Linked DNA regions of Homo sapiens: regions 1 and 3 are each linked to region 2. A link is a loop called in an ENCODE intact Hi-C map of the cell type or tissue named here. Cell type or tissue: HepG2. All regions are shown on one strand.

Region 1 (8,000 bases), 83 kb after region 2:
CTCTTTTGCAGATTCGGAGTTCAGGGGAGTCTAGAAACTGAAGATTTTAACTGCAATGAATTATTTCTCAAATGTCTTATAATTTCACTCTATCTAAACTGAGACCCTGAATATGGTTAGTGATCAGACTAGGCTGGGAATTCAGCTAGAACTGAGCTGGGCTTATTTTTAAAATTCAGTCCTGGACTTAAGATTCAGATTCATTTGGTGGTGGGGACCGGGTGCTTCTACATGAAGTGAGAGTCTCTGTATATGCTGCAGTTAGGGAAGCAGGAGCTGAGGAGAGACAGAGTAATGTGATTTTAAGTTCAGCTCCCTATAAACACACACACCTGCAATGAAGAGTCCAGATGTCCCAATACCCAAAACGATACATGATTTCAAGATAATAACAGTTATGTTTTGATGTATTCACACAAGAAAGTGTCAAGGATAGTTTTCTTGGCATAAATAGAATAATCAGTTTTGTCCTGTTGTCTGACCACCCACAACTAGACACAGCTTAATTAACCTTTACAGAGATGAGACTCCTACATAAGAAAAACTTAAAACAAAGGTGTTGCATTCAACTCCTTGCCTTCTGAGGATGCCCTACTCTGTAATGTCATAGCTTTCAATGAATTGTCTTCTCATTGCACTCTGTGACTGACCTTGAATTCCTTACTGTGTGGAATCCAATAACCTTCTCTTGGTGTCTGAATCTAGACCCCTTTTTCTGGTAACACTTCCAAGGAGACTTCTGGCTTTCACCGTTTGCCTTAATTTGATGGTTATTGGTCCTCACTCTTCCATTATTTTCTCCCAAGCATTAATTCTGCAGAAAAAAACATTTGCCTCTATTGTGGTCATAATTTCTACTTTTCCCATATTGATAAATTTGTGATATATCCTAATAAGTAAAGCTTTCCCTTTCAAAATACTACCAGCATAATTTACCATTACTGAAAGTATGAAAAATTTAAATTATCACATTCCAGGGGCTATTTGTGTTCTCTGTACCAATAGTGATAGGATTCTCATTACAACTGGTAGTGTATGATCCAACTCTAAAATCTCATTTTGTTGTCTGTTCTTTTTTTCTGACCTCTCTTGGTACATATTATCAAATGTTGGGTGCTTCCAAGAAGTAGACTCTAAGCTGAATATTTTTTGAGGGAGATAATTAGGGAGATTTCTTGAAAATAACATCTGTGAAAAAGTAGGAAGCAAGATTGGACAGTGGAACAAAATAGTACATAATTCAGTGCAATAGTTTGAATGTCTGAGTGCCCCCAAAATTAATATGTTAAAATTCTTATAACCAAAATGATTGTATTAGCAGACAGAACCTTTTAGGAGGTGTTTATGTCATGAAGGCAGAGTCCTCTTTAATGGAATTAATTCTTTTGAAAAATATGCTCACAATAACTCATTCATCTATTTTCCCCATTAAGACATGGTGATGGGTTGCCATCTTGGAGGAATGCCCAATACCAGCATCTTGATGGTGAATCTTTCAGCCTCAAGAACTGTGACAAATAAATGTTTGTTGTCTGTAAGCTAGCCAATGTATGGTATTTTTCTATATAGCACCCTGAGCATGCTAAGACATGCAGTCTCAGCATAGGTTTCATCTCACCCACTGGAAATTCTGAAGCTAAGTTAGCCCTTCAGAGTTGGTCCAAGTTGAAATGAGGAGAATGGGCCTTTAGAGTCCTACATGTGACCAGGCATTGGATATTGGCTGTCTTGGAAAAGTCACTACATACTAGATAGCTTTCAGCAGAGATGTACTGAGAGAGAGAGCTTATAGGTGAGGTATGTCAGTTGTTCATCACTTCATCAGCTGGAAAGTAATTTCTATATTCCCAAAAGGGAAATCTGGGTGACACATAATGCCTGCACTCAAGGACATTGAAAATATTGAACAATATTGCCACTCTCCAGGCAATATTTGCTCAGAAACTGTGTTCAAATATCTTTTTAAGAAAGATTTACCTCATTTCAGATTAACAGATTATTAATAGAATAAAAACAAATATCTCTATTTTGTGACATGCATCTTTTCCTTCCTAATTCTACTTGATGTAAATTTCTATTTAGACTTTTTAAAAGTACAACTTGCCTGAATTACAAGGCAATCTGTGAAACAAGTTAAGTAGTAGGCATTTAGAAGATAAATATTTTCTAAGACTGAGAAATGTAAGCAATGTTGCAAATATTCAGAAAAGGATATTATTGTGATTTAGACAAAATATTTTCAAATGAAACAAAGTAACTGTAATTGTACTTAAAACATATCTGTTTGGATAAAAATAAAAGGAATTTCTACAGTCAGAAAAACAATGTCAAGGAACATGAAATGAAGCTAATATAATAAGTGTGAAACTACATAGAGAAAATGAAGATATTCTATTTGAGAATGTTTAGATAAATAAGAATAGATCACACCACTGCCTCATTGTTGACAGAATGATGCTTTCTTATACTAGAAACTCTTTATATACAATTAAATTATCTCTTGTTCTGGAGACAGCCACATTTACAATAAGCAAATAACAATAAATTTATTATTCACACATACAAACACAAAATCATTCATCCTTTTCTTTATTCTCTTGCTTTCCAAAAACTCTATTGTCAACACTTAAATCATTGTGACATTGATTGACATTGATATGTACCAAGTTAGAGAAAGTTAGAAAGAAAGATAGCATTTTAACAAGTTGTCTAAGAAATGGGCTTTTTTGTTTCTTATGCTGACAGTTGTATTCTAGCTCTGAGTCCTGTGAGAATGTGCTGGTGTGGCCAGTGAAATACAGTCTTTATATCAATTTAATAATGATACTTGATGAACTTGCTCAGAAACACCAAGAGGTAACTGTGCTTGTCACCTTCAGCTTCCATCCTCATTGATTCCAACAATTTGCTGTTAAATTTGAGGTTTATCCCACATCTTTTACTGAGAATGAACTTGATTTCATTTTTATGAAATTGATCAAGATATGGACATACAAGTTTCCAAAGAGTACATTTTGGCATATGATTCAAAGATACAAAAAACACATATTATGAATGTTCTGATACTGTTCAAAAGCTCTGTGAGTATGCTGTTTTGAACAAGAAACTTATAAGGAACAACAAGATTCCAGAATTTATGTCATTCTTGCAGATGTCATTTCTCATTAGTGAGCTGCTATCTGAACAGCTTAATCTGTTAAACATTTGTTATACATTTGGTCTACTATCATCCATTTACAACTGGCAGTATGTACCAAGAACTCTGTGGAGGACTTTCATTACCTCCTTCTGATGTAGCTGTTGTCATGTCAGAACTTAGTACCAAAATACATTTACAGAAAGATGAAAAATCTTTTGCATTTTCTTCATTTTAACTTTGCATTTGATAATTTTAACAAAAAGAAGTGTGATCAGTTTTACAGTGAAGTATTAGGTAAGTTAGTGGTTAATTTATTCCCTTTTCCCTCCAATATGTGGAAGGAAACTTTCCTTTCTTTGTGTCTGTTAGAGTGTGTTAATGAATTAAAATAGAAAATAACCTTTTTTGTTATTTGAAAGATGAGGTTTGGCAAGTTGGTGGAGACACTGAAACTCTCATACATTGTTGGTGAGAATAGAAAATTATTCACCCACTGTGAAAAAGTCTAGCAATTCCTCAAAAGTTTACACATATATTTACCACATAATTCAATAATTGCCTTTCTAGGCATATACCCAAGAAAAATAAAAACATGTCTACAGAAAGCATGTACATCAATGTTAATCAACGCTATTCATAATGGCCAAAAGTGGAAGAAAAACAATGTCCGTACACTGATAAATGAATGAATAAATAAATTGTGTTTATAAGTAGCATCTGATACTATTTGGCAATAAAAATGTGAACGCTATTTATAATGGCCAAAAGTGGAAGAAAATCAATGTCCATCCACTGAAAAATGAATAAATAATTTCTGCTTATAAGTAGCATCTGATAAAAAGCAATAAAAATGAAATCCTTATATACACTATTCTATGGATGGTCCTTTAAAAACATTAAACTAAATAAAAGTAGCCAGCCACAAAAGACCACATATTATATAGTTTCATTTATTTTTAAAAAGATCCTGAATAGGCATATTTGTAGAGGCAGAAATTAGATTACTGGTTGCCCAGTACAGTGTGGGTGCAGAAATTCAGGTGGGGAGATGACAGTTAATATACAGGATTTTTTTTTTTTTTAGATAAAACTGATTGCTATGTTGGATGCACAAGTCTGTGAATTTACTAGGAAATATTTAATTTTAAATAATCATTCATGAATCATATGGTATGTGAATTATACTTCAACAAAGTTTTACAAAATATTCCTTGAACCAAGATATTCAAAAATTCTATTTGCATTGTATAATTACTTCATCTCTCATTCTGTGTCAAGGGGCCTGCAGGACTCTCTCACTTGCCACTGTTCTTGACACTATTATAAAATACATTATATAAAACACGATATTTGCAAGGTCATTAAACTTAGGTGGATGACACCAAATATAAACATAAAAGAAACATCAAACATCCTTGAGTAAATATGAAGTAATCGAACTTTGTCTCCTTGCCATCCATGTACTCAGGATGCTCATATAATGTATTTACTTTGAATTGAAGGAGTTATGTTTTAACTTGATTGATTTATCTCTGTATATAAGTATGAGAAAGAAACAGTGACTGGAAAAGAATTATCACATTGCACAAGGATGGCTCTGAAATGGACTACAGTTCTGCTGATACAACTCAGTTTTTACTTTAGCTCTGGGAGTTGTGGAAAGGTGCTGGTATGGGCCGCAGAATACAGCCTTTGGATGAATATGAAGACAATCCTGAAAGAACTTGTTCAGAGAGGTCATGAGGTGACTGTACTGGCATCTTCAGCTTCCATTCTTTTTGATCCCAACGACTCATCCACTCTTAAACTTGAAGTTTATCCTACATCTTTAACTAAAACTGAATTTGAGAATATCATCATGCAATTGGTTAAGAGATTGTCAGAAATTCAAAAAGATACATTTTGGTTACCTTTTTCACAAGAACAAGAAATCCTGTGGGCAATTAATGACATAATTAGAAACTTCTGTAAAGATGTAGTTTCAAATAAGAAACTTATGAAAAAACTACAAGAGTCAAGATTTGACATCGTTTTTGCAGATGCTTATTTACCCTGTGGTGAGCTGCTGGCTGAGCTATTTAACATACCCTTTGTGTACAGTCACAGCTTCAGTCCTGGCTACTCATTTGAAAGGCACAGTGGAGGATTTATTTTCCCTCCTTCCTACGTACCTGTTGTTATGTCAAAATTAAGTGATCAAATGACTTTCATGGAGAGGGTAAAAAATATGCTCTATGTGCTTTATTTTGACTTTTGGTTCCAAATATTTAATATGAAGAAGTGGGATCAGTTTTACAGTGAAGTTTTAGGTAAGATTTTTTTCAATTAGTAACATGAAGCTCTAACTTATTTGTGTCTTTGAAGCACAACTTGCATAAAGCCATAAAGTCAGGGAAGTGGAGTTTTTGGTAAATGAATTTATGAAATGAAAATACAAGATGATCTACCAATCTCACAAATATTATAGAAAAGCTTAAATTATAGGGTCAGTGAAAACGCTGTGACCATCACTCATACAGAACACCCCAGGAAATCATAAACCTATATATTAGTACACCTAAGACTTTAAGCAATTATATATCTGTTTTACTATAGAATGTTTCAGATCTTAAAAACAGCAAGATCCGTCAAGTAACATCTAACCGAATGCATAGATTTAGAATGAGTAATTACACATTTTTCTACAACTATCTATATAACTGCAGAAATTTTTCCTTCTAAATCTCAGTTGTCTTATTTAGAAATTAAAAGATGTTCCCATGTTACCAGGAGGTTGTCTTCACAGTAGAGAGAGATAATGTCTATATCTCAGATGCAAAAATCAATAAGGGTAATTTGAAGTTTCAAATGTTTCTATACTCCTTCACTAAATAATTGGAAATCTTTTATTTAAAGTCCAATCATCTTGTTGAAGTGTGAAGGTTGTTATATCTATATAGTTTATTTGAAACTATGTCTCTTTATTTAAAAATACGAGACTGATTATGGTCGAGTACAGATCTCTATTTCAATAATTTCTCAAAAATTTCTAGCTATAATTTACAAATATTTTTACTTAATATTATTAAGATCTTAGCTTGGATCCAAATGAGTAGTTGGTACAATGATTTCAGCCATACTCACAAAATAGTCCACAGTTAACTTGAAGAACCAAAGATAAAAGGATTAGCTTAATGAGTTGTGTAAACTAGACTATTTGTTAGAAAATTGTTTCTATGGTTACTGTAGAATTAATTGATTATGGAGCTCAAAGATTTGTTTAAATATCTAGAGGCTACTATTGAAGCTTTAAAGAGAAAATAAATTGATGTTTAATTCTCTATGACTTATTTTAATAATTGTGAGTATACTGACATGACATTAGAGATGTAGCTTAACCTCATAATTCTCCCACTACTTTGCCTTTCTTATAAATAAACAAGGGCAAAATATAGAATACATAAAAAATAAATTATTCCTATATATGAATATATGTACATATTTTTCAAAGCACACAAACTTTACCAACATTTTTGCCTGCATTATTCTAACCCCTTTCAGAAAATTACATAAAGTAATTATCTTATGTCATCCACTTCTTCTTTTCTTTATTCCTATCAGGAAGACCCACTACATTATCTGAGACAATGAGGAAAGCTGACATATGGCTTATGCGAAACTCCTGGAATTTTAAATTTCCTCATCCATTCTTACCAAATGTTGATTTTGTTGGAGGACTCCACTGCAAACCTGCCAAACCCCTACCTAAGGTAAACATACTTTCGTTGGTTTTATTTTGTTGGCTTCAAATTTCAGTAGAAATGACTGTATAGTCTTCATTCAGAGTGTTTGACTAACACTGAAAAAGATGGGAAGTAGGTGGGGTAAAGCAGATACCAATTAGAAACTCATGTACATGTTAATACCATCACACGTATGTGAGTTTTATGCATGTTACAAATAGAGAGGAATACTAAAGAAACTTTGAAAATAGGGTTGGTTAAATTAAAGTCTTGATTATGCAACACCTAAGAAGGTATTGGTCATTCATTCAAAGAATATTTACAAAGAGATTATCACAAAACACAGGTAAGTGCACAATTTTCAGAGAAAAAAAATAGACACAGTTTCTGTCCCTACATACCTTACATTCTACTTTGAAATATAGAATATAAGTAAGTAATGAATATTATATAAAAACTATTATCTCAAGAAAAAAACCCAATGCTAAGAAAGCATCAGTGGAGATAATAGAAAGTATCCTGGAGTCACTGATGAGTACGATGAGAGCTGAACAATATGCAGGAATAGGGAAAAGAATGGTGGGGAGAGACAGACAAAAAGGGAAAGCAGATAAAGTGGTCAGGACAGTTCTCAAGTCCTCAGGTTTAGTTTGCAGGGAATGATTAAGAATCAGATGACCCTAAAAGGTAAATTAGAGCCAGATACGTATTAGGAGTTGAAATATTTATTAAGAACATTGAAAACATCCTAAAAAGAGTTCAGAAATAAGGATATATGAAATGATTCTTTTTATAAGAAAAGCCTCCAAGATATTCAATGGATTAAATTGCAGAAGGGCCAGACTGTAAAGACCGAAACATTCAGGAAATTTTCCATGGATTCAGGTAGCAGATGATGAAAAAGTGGACTACACTGTTGATAGAAATAATTATGCCTACATTTACAAAAATAGTGCCAACTTCATATTGTGTTGTGTGGAAAAAAATATTAACACAGACAAAACACTTAAAATGTCTCTGGCATATAGTCAGTGACTCAGAAATGTTATTAATTTTGCAATTATGGTTATTTTATTACTAATACTACTAACTACTTAACATGTGCATGTCACTTGAGATATCATTCCTCATTTAAGAGA
Region 2 (8,000 bases):
TTTCTTGGTTAATCTCACTAATGGTCTATTAATTTTGTTTATCTTTTCAAAAAACCAGCTTTTTATTTCATTTCACTTACCTTTTGTATTTTTTGTTGTAATTTCATTTAGTTCTGCTCTGATCCTTCCTATTTCTTTCTTTCTGATGGCTTTGGGTTTAGTTTGTTCTTGTTTCTAGTGTTTCTTGAGTTGTGACAATATAGATTGTCAATTTGTGCTCTTTCAGCCTTTTTGATGTAGGCATTTAATGCTATGAACCTTAGTCTTAGCACTACTTTTGCTGTTTCCCAGAAATTTTGATCACTCTGTCACTATTATCATTCATTTTAAATAATTTATTAATTTCCATCTTGATTTTTACCCAAAAATCATTGAAGAGCAAATTACTTAGTTTTCATGTATTTATATAGCTTTGAGGGTTCTTTTTGGAGTTGATTTCCAGTTTTACTTCACTATGGTCTAAGAAGATACTTGATATGATTTTGATTTTCCTGATTTTACAGAGAACAATTTTACTGATTTATTTATCAGATCTAACAATTTTTAAATGAAATCCTTGGGTTTTTCTAGATATTATACTATGTCAAATGCAATGAAGAATAACTTGACTTATTTATTTCCAATTTGAATGCACTTTATTTTATTATTATTATTTTTTGCTCCTAATTGCACTAACAACATCTTCTGGTATTATGTTATATAAGAGGACTGACAGTGGGCATCTTTCTCTTGTTCCAGTCCCTAGGAAACATTCTTTAATTTTTTTCTTGTTCAGTATGATTTTAGTCATGGATCATATATGGCCTTTATCATTTTGGAGAATGTTTCCTCTAAAGTCATTTTGATGGTTTGGTGATCTAAAACCATTATAATTTATTATATAGGGATTTGGATTTTTATGGGCTTTTTTTAGCATGTACTGAAATAATCCTATAATTCTTGGATCTGTTAATACGGTGGGTCATGTTTACTGATTTGCATGTATTGAAACATCCTTCCCTCCTCCCTTGCACGAATTCTGTGTTACCCTAGAAAATTATCTTCTTAATGTATTATTAGTTTGGTTTGCTTGTATTTTTTGAGGACTTTTGCATCTACACTTGTATTAGTCCATTTTGACACTGCTAATAAAGACATACCTGAGACTGGGAAGAAAAAGCGGTTTAATTGGACTTAGAGTTCCACATGGCTGGGGAGGCCTCAGAATCATAACGGAAGGTGAAAGGCATTTCTTACATAGTGGCGGCAAGAGAAAATGATGAAGACGTACGAGCGGAAATCTCTGATAAAATCATCAGAGCTCATGAGACTTATTCAATACCACAGGAATGGTATGGGTGAAACTGCCCCGTGATTCAAATTAACTCTCACCACGTCCCTCCCACAAAAATGTGGAACTTTTGGGAGTACAATTCAAGACGAGATTTGGGTGGGGACACAGAGCCAAACCGTATAATTCTACCCCTGGCCCCTCCAAATCTCATGTCCTCACATTTCAAAACCTATCATGCCTTCCCCAATATTCCTCAAAGTCTTAAATCATTTCAGCATTAACCCAAAAGTCCACAGTTCAAAGTCTTATCTGAGGCAAGACAAGTCCCTTCCACATATGAGCCTGTAAAATCAAAAGCAAGCTAGTTACTTCCTAGATACAATGGGGTTACTGATATTGGGTAAATATAGCCATTCCAAATGGGAGAAATTGGCCAAAATAAAGGGGTTACAGGACCCATTCAAGTCCAAAATCCACCAGGGCAGTAAAAATTTAAAGTTCCAAAATGATATCCTTTGACTCCAGGTCTCATATCCAGGTCATGCTGATGCAAGAGGAGGATTCCAATGGTCTTGGGCAGTTCAGTCCCTGTGGCCTTGCAGGGTACAGCCTCCACCCTGGCTGCTTTCATGGGCTGGCAATGAGTGTCTATGGCTTTTCCAGTTGCATGGTCCAAGATGTTTGTGCATGTATCATTCTGGGGTCTGGAGGATGGTGGCCTTCTTCTTGCTGCTCCAATAAGCAGTGCCCTGGTGGGGACTCTCTGTGGGGGCTCACAGCACACATTTTCCTTTCACACTGCCTTAGCAGAGTTTTTCCATGATGGTCTCACCCCTGTAGCAAACTTCTGCCTGGACATTCAGGAGTTTCCGTACATCTTCTAAAATCAAGGTGGAGGTTCCCAAACCCCAATTTTTGACATCCATGTACTGCAGGCTCCATACCATGTGGAAGCTGCCAAGGTTTGAGGCTTCCACCCTCTGAAGCCATGGTCTGAGTTCTACATTGGCCCATTTCAGCCACGGCTGGAGTGGCTGAGATGAAAGGCACCAAGTCTCTAGACTGCACACAGCATGTGGACCCTGAGCCCTGCCTAGGAAACCATTTTTTTCTCCTAGACCTCTGGGTCTGTGATGGGAGAGGCTGCTGCAAAGGTCTCTGACATTCCTGGAAGACATTTTCCCCATTGTCTTGAGGATTAACATTCAGCTTTTCATTACTAATGCAAATACATGCAGCCAGTTTGAATTTCTCCTCAGAAAATAAGATTTTCTTTTCTATTGCATTATTAGGCTGCAAATTTTCCAAACTTTTATGCTCTGCTTTCCTTTCAAAAAGGAATGCATTTAACAGCACCCAAGTCACCTCTTGAATGCTTTGCTGCTTAGAAATTTCTTCTGTCAGATACCCTAAATCATCTCTCTCAAGTTCAAAGTTTCACAAATCTCTAGCCCGGGGCAAAATGCCACCCGTCTCTTTACTAAAACATAACAAGAATCACCTCTGCTCTAGTTCCTAACAAGTTCCTCATCTCTATCTAAGACAACCTGAGCCTGGATTTCATTGTCCATACCATTTCCAATACTTTTGTCAAAGTCATTCAACAAGTCTCTATGAAATTCCAAACTTTCTCTCATTTTTCTGTCTTCTTCTGAGCCCTCCAAACTGTTCCAATCTTTGCCTATTACCCAGTTCCAAAGTCGCTTCTACATTTTTGGGTATCTTTTCAGCAATGCCCCACCCTACTAGTACCAATTTACTCTATTTTTCTGTTTTCACACTGTTGATAAAGACAAACCAGATACTGTGAAGAAAAAGAGGCTTGGCCAGGCGTGGTGACTCACACCTGTAATCCCAGCACTTTGGGAGGCCAAGACGTGCAGATCATGAGGTCAGGAGATTGAAACCATCCTGGCTAACACGGTGAAACCCCATCTCTACTCAAAATACAAAAAATTAGCCAGACGCCTTGGTGGGCACCTGTAGTCCCAGCTACTCGGGAGGCTGAGGCAGGAGAATGCCATGAACCCGGGGGGCAGAGTTTGCAGTGAGCCGTGATCGCGCCACTGCACTCCAACCTGGGGGACAGAGCGAGACTCTGTCTCAAAAAAAAAAAAAAAAGAAAAGAAAGAAAAGGAGGCTTAATTAGACTTAAAGTTCCTCATGGCTGGGGAGGCCTCAGAATCAGAGCAGGAGGTGAATGGCACTTCTTACATGGTAGCAGCAACAGAAAATGTGGAAGATGCAAAAGTGGAAACCCCAGATAAAACCATCAGATCTCATGAGACTCATTCACTATAATGAGAACAGTATGGAAGAAACAGTCCCCGTGATTCAAATTAACTCCCATAGGGTCCCTCACACAACACATGGAAATTATGGGAGTACAATTCAAGATGATATTTGGGTGGGGACACAGAGCCAAACCATATCAATACTCATCAGTGATACTGGCTTGTAGTTTTATTGTTTTGTTATGCCCATGCTTTGTTTTTGTGTAAGAGTAACATTATCCTCATAGAATGAGTTTGAATTATTCCCTTTTTTTTTTATTTCTCTTTTTCTTTTCTTTTTTTTTTTTGAAAAGGTTGAGTCAGATTGGTATCAAGCTGTTACATGTTGGGTATAATTCAAAAGTGGGATCATAAGTTTCTGAACCTTTTTATTTTGATGAAAGACATTTTATTACTTCAATAACAGCTTCAATCCCTTGCCCATTATTATTTGTTTGATGTTTTCAACCGCTTTATAGTTCAATCTTAGTAAGTTTTGAGTCCAGAAATTCATATATTTCTTCTAGGTTTACTATTAATTTATCATAACAATTCTAATAGTTTTGTATTATTTTGGTCTCAGTTTTTATGTCTCTTCTTTTTCCATTTCTGATGGTTTTTATTTGCATCTTGTCTATGTTTTTCTTGCTTAACTTAGCTAAAGGTTTGTTAACATCATTGATCTTTGAAACAAGTCAGGGTCACTGGTCTGGTTGTCTAAGGTGTTATCAGAGCTTGTGATCTCAGGACCAAAAAAATTAAGAAGCGTGGTTACAAAGGGTGAGGTTGGAGCAAAAATTTAATAACAAAAAAACAAAGCTCTCGGCAGTGGAGAGGGTTCCCTGATGGTTGCTGTGTTACGGTTGTATTCAAAAGCTCTTATGAGGAACTGCTTTCATCTCTGTAACTGAGTAACTTTTCTTATCTATAAAACTGCCTGCATAGTTTCATCTCTGTAACTGAGTAACTTTTCTTATCTATAAAACCGCCTGCATATCTCCCAGTTATTCTCTGTCATTGTGGATATGTCTCCAGGAAAGCACAAAGTGCTGTTTCTTGCGTTTGTATAATGATGGGTTTGTTTTAGGTACACCCCCCTCCTCTCTTTGCAAATTCCCATGGAGCCCACTGTGTACATGTCTGAAAAGGGGAGGACACTTTTTCCTGGGAGCTTACTAATCATACAAAGAGCAAAGGGTTTCTATGCTGGACATTGCATGCCTTGCCTGCTTATCTGTGGCTTATCTGTGCAGGTGCACTGTAGCTGTGATTTTTTTTTTAGGCAGGCAGCTTCTGCAGTCTGAGTTTTTCCCCAAGCTGCTCTATTTTTCCTGTAGTTGTGAGTTTTCAGGAAGGCAGCATTTTTGAGGACCAGCCTTAATTGTTTACTTAACTGATTTTCTCTTTTCTTCTCCATCATCTTCACAAAAAAACAACTTTTTGTTTCATAGATCTTTTGTATTGTGTTTATTTTAGCCTCAAATTTATTTAACTGTGTTCTGGTCTTTATAATTTCTTTCTTTCTATTAGCTTTGGGTTTGGTTTGTTCCTGCTTTTTTAGTTCTTTGATGTATAGGATTAGGTTATTTGAAGTCTTTCAACTTTTTTGATACAGATGTTTGTTACAAGAAACTTTCTTCTTACAGTTTTTTTGGCCATCTTCCATAGATGTTGGTATGCTGTACTTCCATTTTCATTTGTCTCACAAAATTTTTAAATTTTCTTCTTAATAACTTCATTGACATGTTTGTCATTTAGCAGTATGTTTAATTTCCATGTGTTCATGTCTGTTTTCCAGATTCTTCTTTTAATTTATTTTTTGTTTTATTTCATTGTGGTCAGAAAATATACTTCATATGATACTTGTGTTTTTGAATTTGTACAGGCTTGTTTGGTAGCCTATCATAGAATTAAGGGAGACATTTTTTGTGCTAATAAAAAGAATGTCTATTCTACAGCAATTATGTGAAACTTTCTGTATATGTCAGTTAGGCCCTTCATATCTAGTGTGTACTTTAACTCTGATGTTTCTGTGTTGATTTTCTTCCTGGATAATCTTTCCATTACAGAGAATGGGGTGTTAAAGTCTCCTACTATTGCTGTGTTGCATGCTAGTTTTGCCTTTAGGTCTGTTAATGTTTGCTTTACATGCTTGAGAGCTCAGGTTTTGGTAAGTATAATGACTAAATCTTGCTAAACTGACCCCTTCATTATCATGTAGTTACTGTCTTTGTTTTTTGTTTTTTTTTTCCCGTCTGATTTGTAATCTGTTTATAACTACACCTGTACTTTTCTGGTTTCTAGTTGCATGGAATATATTTTGCCATCCCTTCACTTTCAGTCTATGTATGGCTTTATAAGTGAAGTGGGTTTCTTTAAGGCAGCATGATTCTTTATTCAGCCATTCTATGTCTTTTAACTGAGAACTGAGACAATTTACATCCATTTTTATTATTGACAAGTAAGGCTTACTAGAGCCATTTTGTTGATTGTTTACTGTTTGTTTTTAGACTCCTCTCTTCCTTCCTTCCTGTCTTTCTTCATAATTAGGTGATTGTCTCTGGTAGTATATTTCAAGTTGCTGCTTTTTAAGTACATCAATGATAGATTTCTTAACTGTGGTTACCAGTAGACTTACAGAAAACCATTTTAGAGATATGGCATGTTATTTTAAAGAGATCACAACTTAGATTGCAAATAAAATTATAAAATAAATAAGGGCAAAAGTCACAGAAAATGTATATACTTTAACTCAATCACCTACCCATTTTGACTCATAGTTATCTTGATTTACATATTTGTATATCATCTGTTTCTTAACCGGTTGCTATAGTTGTTATGTTTTCTGGGATAGGTGAAATGCAGAACACAAATTCAGTACTAGCTTATTCTGGGTTTTTGCATGTACTCAATTTTACCACTTGTTTTTATACCTTGAAAAGTTACTTTTTGCATGATAGTGTTTTACTCTTTCTGACTGAAGAGCTCCCATTAGCATTTTTTGCAAGATGGGTCTGGTGGTGGAGTCTCAGGACTTTTCCTTAGTTCAGCTAAAGATGGGATCCTTGTCTGTCCCATGGCCACAAAAATTTAGGCTCACAGATGGTTTGAATGTCGAGGACTCTGAAAGGCCAGAGTCCCCCTGCTAGAGTGCTTCCTGCTCAAAGCTTGAATCCCAGCTTCCACACAGAAAGAGGAGGGGCCTGGCTCTTCCCCACTGCAAATGGCACAAACTTGCTGAGGTTCCACCCCAGTGAACATTTTTCTCAGTGTTCAAGCTCTTTGGAGATTCTCTGGGGACCACCTCCTACCTGGCTGTCTCTTTCCCCCTTGTAAAGAAGTACATCTGAATGCTATTTGAAAGAGCATAAGGAAGATCAATCTTTACTGCTTCCTGCTGACAAGGGGTGCTGTTTTTGGGAAATGGTGGTCAGAGCTCACTCACAGGCCTATCTAAGAGTTCCCCCAGCAGAAAGGGCCATTGTCAGAGACTCTGCTTGCATTATTGTTTGGAGTTTGATGCCCTGAAGGCAAGAACAGACAAACTAGGTTATTAGAAAACATGTATCAAAATGAAACAAGGGGAGGAGTAAGGATAGCTCAAAAATTCTGAGGCCTTTTATCACTTTGCACAGGGAGAGAAAGGCCAAAAGCCAGACTGGTAAAATACCCTTTTGCTGGCATGTTGGTCTTCTGGGTTCCCTTCTTCTGGGCCCAATCTTTAGCCAACCAGCTTAAGGTTTGGAAAGTTAACTCTTTCCAGTTTGGAAGATGCATCTGAGGGGAATGTCCCAGAATACGGAGACATAATTACCTATCCGTGAAGAGAGAACAGAGGAGAAGAAAGGAAAAAGAAGGCACCTTTTAAAGAAGTCCCAGGGGGTCATGATGCATTCAAAATGGGTACAGACTGAAGGTGAATGGCTACTCACCTAGGAAGAGGGTGGCAGGTGTCCCTAGTTCTCTTCTCTTTCTAGCAGATACCTGGGGTACATGAGGGAGAAAGAGCATCCTCTTTTCTTCTTCCGTCCTTGCTTCCCCGAGTGCTGGTAACCTTGGTATGTGCTGAAACAGGTGTCAAAGCAACATGCACCCATGAACCAGTGGGGCCTAGGGGGTGAGAACATTCACTCTTACCCACTTACCCACATACACCCTATCTCCCCTGCTTTCAGTAGTCTGGGAGTCCCTAGACCTCATCTATGCCATGGATACTAACAAGGCTTTTATCCATGAACCAGGGAGCTTGGGCTTCACTTAATTGGCAGGAAACAGCCACACTCACCTGCACTGTGCATTTTGTTGCACAAAGTAGGGGCTTATCCTGCCTTAGGGACTGACTCTTTTTCAGGTTTGATATCTGCATGTTTTCCTTGGCCTGGCTCTTATAAAACCCCACCCAGGAACTGGGTTTTCTCCTGCCTGTCTGCGTGTGTGTTATGTGTAATGTCTGC
Region 3 (8,000 bases), 330 kb after region 2:
TTAAAAATTAGTTCCCAGCAATAGGAAGATTTAAAACTCTTATAATAAGAGTAATAATAGTAATTAAGAACCTACTTACCGCTCCTTTGTTTCCTACCTGTACTTCTTCAAATGATAAAAAGCTTCATCGCTACCTTAGTTCACCAAAGTGCTTCAGCACAAGTGTACTATATAAATCACTATCAATCTGTTGCACAAAAAGACATAAGTAACAAAAATAAGAGTGAGAACTCCCGCTAATAAAAAGTGAGAGTCTCAAAAGGGGGGAATGAAGGAAGAGAAAGACCCTCTCATATTATTTTATATTGTTTTATCCTCAGTACCTGTTTTAAGAAAAAAACAAATAAGTGAAATCAAAGACAGGCAGCCCAGCACCATGCCCAAAACCAGCCCTGGGCCTGCCTGGCTTAAACCTAGTAGTTAAAAATCAACTCATGACTTAGAAACTGATGTTATTCATAAATTCCAGACATTGTATAGAAGAACATGGTGAAACTCCCTGCCCTGTTCTGTTTCTCTCTGACCACCAGTGCGTGCAGCCCCTGTCATGCACCACCTGCTTGCTCAAATCAATCATGAACTTTTCATGTGAAATCTTCAGTGTTGTGAGCCCTTAAAAGGGACAGAAATTGTGTATTTGGGGAGCTCAGATTTTAAGGCAGTAGCTTGCTGATGCTCCCAGCTGAATAAAGCCCTTCCTTCTACAACTCGGTGTCTGAGAAGTTTTGCCTGTGGCTTGTCCTGCTACACACACACACACGCACACTTGCATGACTGTGCATTAATAATAGAGGAAATGTATCTTGTGGCACATACCTCCTTCCAAAGGAACTGAGTGATGAGGTTTGTTTAAAAAATTGACACTACTGAAAACAGTATGGAGGTTTCTCAAAATATTTAACGTAAGATTACCATATGATGCAGCAATCCCTCTTCTGGATATTTATCCATAAGAATTAAAATCAGGATCTCAAAGGGATATTTGCACATCCATATTCATAACAGCACTATTACAAAAGCTCAGACCTTGAAACAATCCCAGCATCTATCTGAGCAAAGTGTAGGAACAACCGGGTCCGACTGGTCTAAAATGAAAGGAAAGGTGAATGTGCTGTGTTGTAACTGGCAGGAAATGGGAGGAAAATCCTCAAAACCCACCCCATTGGAATTCATGTTAAAGAACTTTAAGAAAGGCTTTGTGGTGGAGGGGGTGGTGGTTAGGGAGTCAAGTTAACCCACTGAATGCTGAGAGCTCTCTGTGAATTAGAATAGCCCTCTTTTGGTGTTGGCTGGCTGGCCAAATGTACTTATAGATAGGGACACAATTGGCCCTGTGTTTAAGGTGGTGACCGGAGTCAGAGGACAGTCAGGGCATTCAGACCAAATTTCCTTATATTAACTCATGGCTGAATGCAGCCCTGTTTAGCAGCTTATTGCAGAATGCTCGCAGTTCAAGCCGAGAGTAATCAGCTGTGCTGGCAGCTACAAAGACAAAGTGAAAACAGAGTTAAAGGGAAAGTCACAGGAGCTTGTAGCCTGAGCTGAGCTGAAAGTGAAATCTTCTCTGGCAAACACAGAGACAAAAAGAAAGCCACAGGAAAACCCAGTTTTGCAAGAACCACTGGAGGGAAGAGACCCTTCCTCCATATGCTCCAATCTACCCACCTTTACCCAGAGTTACTGCCTCTGAGGAGTCAAGCTCAAAGGGATACATGCCCCAGTCTCACCTGAGATGGAAAAATCTGAGCCCTCACTCCAGGAAGTTAAGGTGAAATGCTAGGAAAATAAAGCAAACTTGTCTCCAGTCAGGTCATGTTTGGGCTATGCAAATGCCTTTCTGGGAAACAAGAGGACCCCGACTAGGACCCAAATGAGGCAGCCCAACTACAGCAGCTGCCCAGATACCAAAAGGCACTCCTGCAAAGTTTAAGGGAAGGCGGGAGAAAGGCAATCAATATAGGGAAAAATCTCATAGGTGCTTCAGGGTGCATATGAAAGCCCCAGCCAGTTTTATAAAAGACTTAGTGAGGCCAGCACATGCTGAACACGGCATTTGTAGAGCAGGCCCAGGGGGATATCAGGCAAAAATTGCAGAAAATGGAAGGTTTTGCAGGCATGAATGCTATTCAGTTTATTGAAGTGGCCACAAGTTGTACATTAACGGAGATCAGGAGGCAAAGACAGAGGCTAATCAAAGGCTTAAGAAAAAGGCTGATTGGCTGGCAGCAGCTCTCACAGGGAGGGAAGCTGGCTTTGCAAGGTGGCGTGATGTGGGCATGGAAGTGGGCATGGAAGAAGCCAGTATGGACAGGGATTTGAGAGCAGGCCCAGGTTGGAAAGAGATCAGTGTGCACAGTGCAAAAGACAAGGACACTGGAAGGATGAGTGTCCAGAGAATAATAATAAGGAGAAGGGTCAGGGCCATCGTACAGGAAGGCCACCAGCCAGGGGCTGCCACACCCAGGAGAAACCAGGCACTGATCTGATCAGACTGGCAGGGGCTGAAGGATATGAGGACTAGGACAGACCAGGCTGCTTCTCTTTGGGCCCTGAGAAGCCCATGGCCAGATTGGAAGTTAGAGGCCAGCTAATGGACTTTATGGTAGACACCAGAGCTAAACACTCAGTAGTGACCCAACCTATAGGGCCACTATCCAAGAACTGTGCAACTATTGTGGGAGCCACTGGAGTCTCTGAAAAGAGGCCCATCGGTTGGTCAAAGAGGTGTGTTATAGGAGGATGAGAAGTCCAACCTGAATTCTCATCCCAAATGGTTCTGTTCCTTTGCTGGGAAGAGACCTACTTCAAAAACTGCAGGTACAGATTACATTTGGGCCACAAGGGAATGTAACTTTAAATCTACCTCACCCGGAGGCTATGATGTTAACCCGTACTGTACCATAGGCTGAAGAATAGAGGCTATATGCAAAAAAGACTCTGGAACCAAGAGTAAATGAAATGCCTGGGTTGCTTACTAAAATTCCCAGAGTTTGGGCTGATAGTAACCCACCTGGACTGGCTGTAAGTCAGGCACCAGTGGTGGTAGAGTTAAAATCCAGTTCAGGTCCAACAGTACCTGCTACTCCCTGAGGCCATACTGGGTGTCCGCAAATATTTAGAGTCTTCATAAACATGGAATCATAGTCAAATGCCAGTCACCATGGAACACCCCTCTCTTGCCAGTGCGGAAGCCGTCTGGTGAATATAGACCAGTACAGAATTTGTGTGTGGAAAACTAGGCCACGGTGACCATCCACCCAGTGGTGCCAAACCCATATACTTTAATGGGACATATTCCAGCAAGTGCCACTTGATTTACAGTCCTAGATTTAAAGGATACATTTTTCCGTCTCTGGCTTGCACCAATTAATGAGCCTATTTTTGCTTTTCAATGGGGTAAATCACAGTACACTTGGACAAGACTCCCACAAGGATTTAAAAACTCTCCTACAATCTTTGAAGAGGCACAGGCCTCAGACCTTAAAGCATACACCCCACCAAACAGTGACTGTGTCTTGCTCCAGTACATTGATGATCTTCTTCTAGCAGCCCCGACCTGAGAGGACTGCTTCGAGGGGACCCAAGACCTCCTGCACTTGCTATGGAAGGCAGGATATAAAGTGTCAGGGAACAAGTCTCAAATCTGCTCTGAAAGTGACCAGTATTTAGGCTTCTATATAAGCCAAAGGAAAAGATGGCTTGGTAGTGAACAGAAGCAGACCATTTGTACACTTCCTACTCCAACCACCCGGTGACAAGAGAGTTCCTAGGGCCAGCAGGGTCCTGCTGCATCTGGATCCCAAATTTCTCGCTCATGGCTAAGCCATTATATGAAGCCACAAAGAGGGGAAAAAGGAGCTCCTCCTCTGGGAGGCTGACCAGGAGAAGGCCTTTAAGGAAATCAAAGAAGCCTTGACTCAGGCCCCAACTTTAGGACTGCCAGATCTAACTAAGCCTTTCTTTTTATATGTCCATGAGCAAAAGGGAATGGCCGTAAGAGTTCTAACTCAAGCCATAGGATTGTGGCATCACCCGGTGGCATACCTATCCAGGCAATTGAATTCTGTGGCACCTGGATGGAGTCTTTGTTTTAAGACACTAGCTATCACTGCTCGGCTGGCACAGGAAGCTAATAAGCTGACTTTAGGACAGCAAGTGACAATCCAGCTACTGCACTCAGTTATAACTTTGATGGACCAAAGGGGGCACCATTGGTTTTCGAATCCGAGAATAACTCAATACCAAGGGCTCCTATGTGATAATCCCTGTGTAACTTTAGAGACTGTGAGTACCCTAAACCCAGCTACCTTGCTCCCCATTGAATCAGTGCCAGGAAGCCCCCTTCATTGCTGAGTGGATGTGGTAGATGAAGTGTTCTCAAGCCAGAGAGATCTGACAGATCGGCCCCTCGGAGACCTGGACATTGAATATTTTACTGATGGGAGCAGCTTCATACTAGAGGGAGTCCACCAAACTGGGTATGCAGTGGTGACTTTGGACTCAGCAGTAGAGGCACAGTCTTTGTCTACAGGAACTGCCTCTCAGAAAGCAAAGCTGATAGGTCTTATAAGAGCTCTCTGGCTAGCAAAAGACCAGAAGGCAAATATTTACACAGACTCTAAATATGCTTTTGCCACTTTGCATGTTCATGGGGCTATTTACAAAGAAAAAAGACTCTTAACTCCTGGAGGTAAAGAAATAAAGTGTAATGAAGAAATTCTACGGCTCCTGGATGTGGTATGGGCCCCCAAACAGGTAGCAGTAATGCACTGTAGGCAAAAGGCAGGAACATTAGAGGCTAAAGGAAACAGAAAGGCAGACAAAGAGGCAAAGCAAGCTGCAATGGCAACTCCACCTTCTATTCTAAAGAAGAAGCCTTAGCTATGCCTCTCCTCCTGGAGATTCCCCTTCCAGGGACCCCAAGCTACACTCCAAATAAAAGGGCTTGATTTGCCCAGGAAAATGGGAATTACGTTGAAGGAAGATGGTGGAAATTCTCCAATGGGAGGCTAGCCATACCTGAAATCTTGGCCCCCAGATTTGCAAAACAGTTCCAAGGAACTCACATGAGAAAAACGGTGCTAGAGACATGATTAGGGTGTCATTTCTATGTGCAATGGCTCACCGCTATTACTTGAGCCATTTGTAAACAGCGTTTAACTTGTGCCCAAAACAACCCCTGAAAAGGGCCCACTCAGCCCCCGGGAATTCAGGAAAAAGGAGCTATGCCCTGTGAAAACCTGCTTATGGACTTCTCCGAATTGCCCCAAGCAGGGGTCTATAGGTACATTTTGGTGCTTGTCTGTACCTTTTCAGGATGGGTCATGGCCTTCTCCGTCAGGACAGAGAAGGCATGAGAGTTGATGAAGGTATTGTTAAGAGACATTATTCCCAGATTTGGACTGCCCCTAACTTTGGGTTCAGATAATGGACTGGCATTTGTGGCTGAAATCGTTCAGGACTTAACTCGACTGTTAAAAATAAAATGGAAGTTGCATCCAGTCTACCAGCCTCAGTGCTCAGTAAAGATGGAGCACATGAACCAGATACTCAAGCAGCTGCTGAAGAAATTTTGTCAGGAAACTCATCTGAGGTGGGACCAGGTCTTGCCCATGGTCTTTCTCCAAGTCAGGTGCACCCCCACAAAACAAACCACACTGGGTATTTGCCCAATGAGATTTTGTTCAGCCAGCCACCCCCAATCATAAGTCAGATTAAAGGTAATCTCCGTGAGCTACAAAAACTAACTTTAAGAAGGCAAATGCAGGCTTTAGATATGGCCATGCAAAAAGTATATGGCTAAGCGCAGGAAAGAATGCCTATAAGTCTGGCAGACCCAGTACACCCTTTCAAACCTGAAGACTTTGTTTAGGTTAAGAAATAGACTCCAACTATTCTGAGCCCCATATGGGACGGGCCCCATATTGTGATCTTGTCCACTCCCACTGTTGTTAAAATTGCAGGTATCGTGCCTTGGATCCACCACAGTCAGCTGAAATTATCAGCCCAGGACCAGTGGACCAACCAGCAGGACATAGACCATCTGACCCGAATGATCCTGCAATGAGACCACATTGCCAGTGGAGATGACAACAGCACTGCTCTGGTCACTCTGGAAGATGACCAGTCTATGCATGGTGGAAGCTTGAGAAAATAGCAAGCCCTGCTCTAGTCACACCAAGAACTGACTAGTCTATGCACGGCCGAAGCTTGAAGAATCGTCATCAGATGAATAAATGTGGCCAGAAATCTTAGGCCCAGTAATCTTCTTTGTATTATTCATTATATTGCTCTTGTGCTATTGTTTAACCAACCCCCTAAATGCCTTTACTGTTCATGCTGGCTGTAAGAATGCTACTGTTTGCTTTGTTTGTGCTGATCCCCATATCTATGCTAGAAGGAGGACCCGTATTAGGATGCCGTCACTGCATGCACACTACATGGATAAGAAACACAGTAATTGCTCACGCCTGTAATCCCAGCACTTTGGGAGGCCGAGGCGGGCGGATCACGAGGTCAGGAGATCGAGACCATCCCGGCTAAAACGGTGAAACCCCGTCTCTACTAAAAATACAAAAAATTAGCCGGGCGTAGTGGCGGGCGCCTGTAGTCCCAGCTACTTGGGAGGCTGAGGCAGGAGAATGGCGTGAACCCGGAAGGCGGAGCTTGCAGTGAGCCGAGATCGTGCCACTGTACTCCAGCCTGGGCGACAGAGCGAGACTCCGTCTCAAAAAAAAAAAAAAAAAAAAAGAAACACAGTAATTAAGACTTTATTATACCATACATACTATAGGTACCTGGGCACAAGATAGGTCAGGGGGTACTGTACCCCTATTTACATGCTTAATCACATCATAAGGTTGCAGGTGGTACTTGAAATCATCACTAATGAGACAGCAAATATGTTAGACTTGCTGGCCCAGCAAGCCACAGAAATAAGGATCACCATCTATTAGAATAGACTGGCTTCAGACTGCCTCCTAGCCCAAAAAGAAGGATTATGTGGAAAGTTGAGCCTGATGAATTGCTGCCTAGAAATTAATGATAACAGGAAAGCCATCATAGAAATAGCTGCCAGGATGTGGAAGATAGCTCATGTCCCAGTTCAGACCTGGAACCCAGATGGTCTCCAGATTCCCTCTTAGGAGGTTGGTTTTCATCCTTTGGTGGTTTTAAAACAGTAGGGGTAGTGTTGGCTATATTAAAAGGTTGCTTAATGTTCCCTTGCCTCTTAGGCCTCCTCATCAGAAACATCCAATCAATCACAGAATCCATCGTTAACAGAACCACCTCCACTCCACTGATGGCTCTAAACAAGTATCAACCCGTACCAAACAGAGAAGAACTGACTTGTAATGAGGAATTAAATGATAGTGATGCCTTCTATTGAATTCCATTTACAGGAGGCATCAAAGGGGAAGATGAGATGGGAAAGAAAGAAAGAAAGAAAGAAAGAAAGAAAGAAAGAAAGAAAGAAAGAAAGAAAGAAAGAAAGAAAGAAAGAAAGAGAAAGAAAGAAAGAAAAAGAAAGAAAGAAAGAAAGAAAGAAAAACAAAATTAAAAAGAGAAATAAGCTTTCCTGTATTAGGCTAACTTGTCCCAGACGCAGCAACGGGTGCAGCCCAGACCCAGGGAAAGTCCTGATACTACTGTCTAAAAAGCCAGGAGATGCACCAAAAAAATGTGGTCTGTAGACCCTCCCAAAACTCCTTCAACATAGGGAGAAGAAAAACAAATTTTCCTTTGTTTTATGGTATGACTTTATAGATTCTTGTTCTCTGTAACTAGTAACTTCAAGTATTCTGTTTTGTCTAAAAGGTACTGCGAAGGTCATGAGACGCCTGAGAAGGCCTGAACTACAGCTGTCTGGGCACCTAGTGAAGGTTATAAGGCAAACCAGTGCAAGGCTCTTTTGAGCAAAACCTAGATAACAGACATCTAGGTTGCAAAGCAACAGTCATGTGTAATCCCGAGTTATGAACTATCACAATTTGATTAAT

The links. A loop is a pair of places that touch in the nucleus more often than their neighbours do. Peaks named below come from ENCODE experiments on the same cell type or tissue, not always from the same donor. Only the 100,000 strongest peaks of a DNase experiment are listed, where the experiment ranks them.
Region 1: it touches region 2 in a loop (5-fold over the local background); 3 of 110 quality-filtered maps call a loop at or near these places.
Region 3: it touches region 2 in a loop (6-fold over the local background); 2 of 110 quality-filtered maps call a loop at or near these places.

Annotation. Positions count from the first base shown.
Region 1 is chr4:68,811,290-68,819,289 of GRCh38, forward strand. It overlaps UGT2B10 (UDP glucuronosyltransferase family 2 member B10), which reads left to right and starts at 4,705. Exons shown (of 6, transcript NM_001075.6): 1 at 4,705-5,448; 2 at 6,740-6,888. The coding sequence starts at 4,731. It also overlaps the pseudogene LOC100422189. In HepG2, no CTCF peak of the experiment used is centred here; DNase peaks (open chromatin) are centred at 4,491, 4,772, 6,312, 6,862 and 1 weaker place; H3K4me3 peaks cover 2,074 bases.
Region 2 is chr4:68,728,598-68,736,597 of GRCh38, forward strand. No RefSeq gene overlaps it. Among named protein-coding and RNA genes, the nearest start is that of UGT2B15, 62 kb to the left of the region's middle. In HepG2, no CTCF peak of the experiment used is centred here; a DNase peak (open chromatin) is centred at 4,504; H3K4me3 peaks cover 713 bases.
Region 3 is chr4:69,056,590-69,064,589 of GRCh38, forward strand. LOC105377265 (a long non-coding RNA gene) reads right to left here and starts at 4,666. Exons shown (of 5, transcript XR_001741714.2): 1 at 1,728-4,666; 2 at 80-187. It also overlaps a transcript of UGT2B7 not described here. In HepG2, a CTCF peak has its summit at 4,201; a DNase peak (open chromatin) is centred at 1,332; H3K4me3 peaks cover 1,178 bases.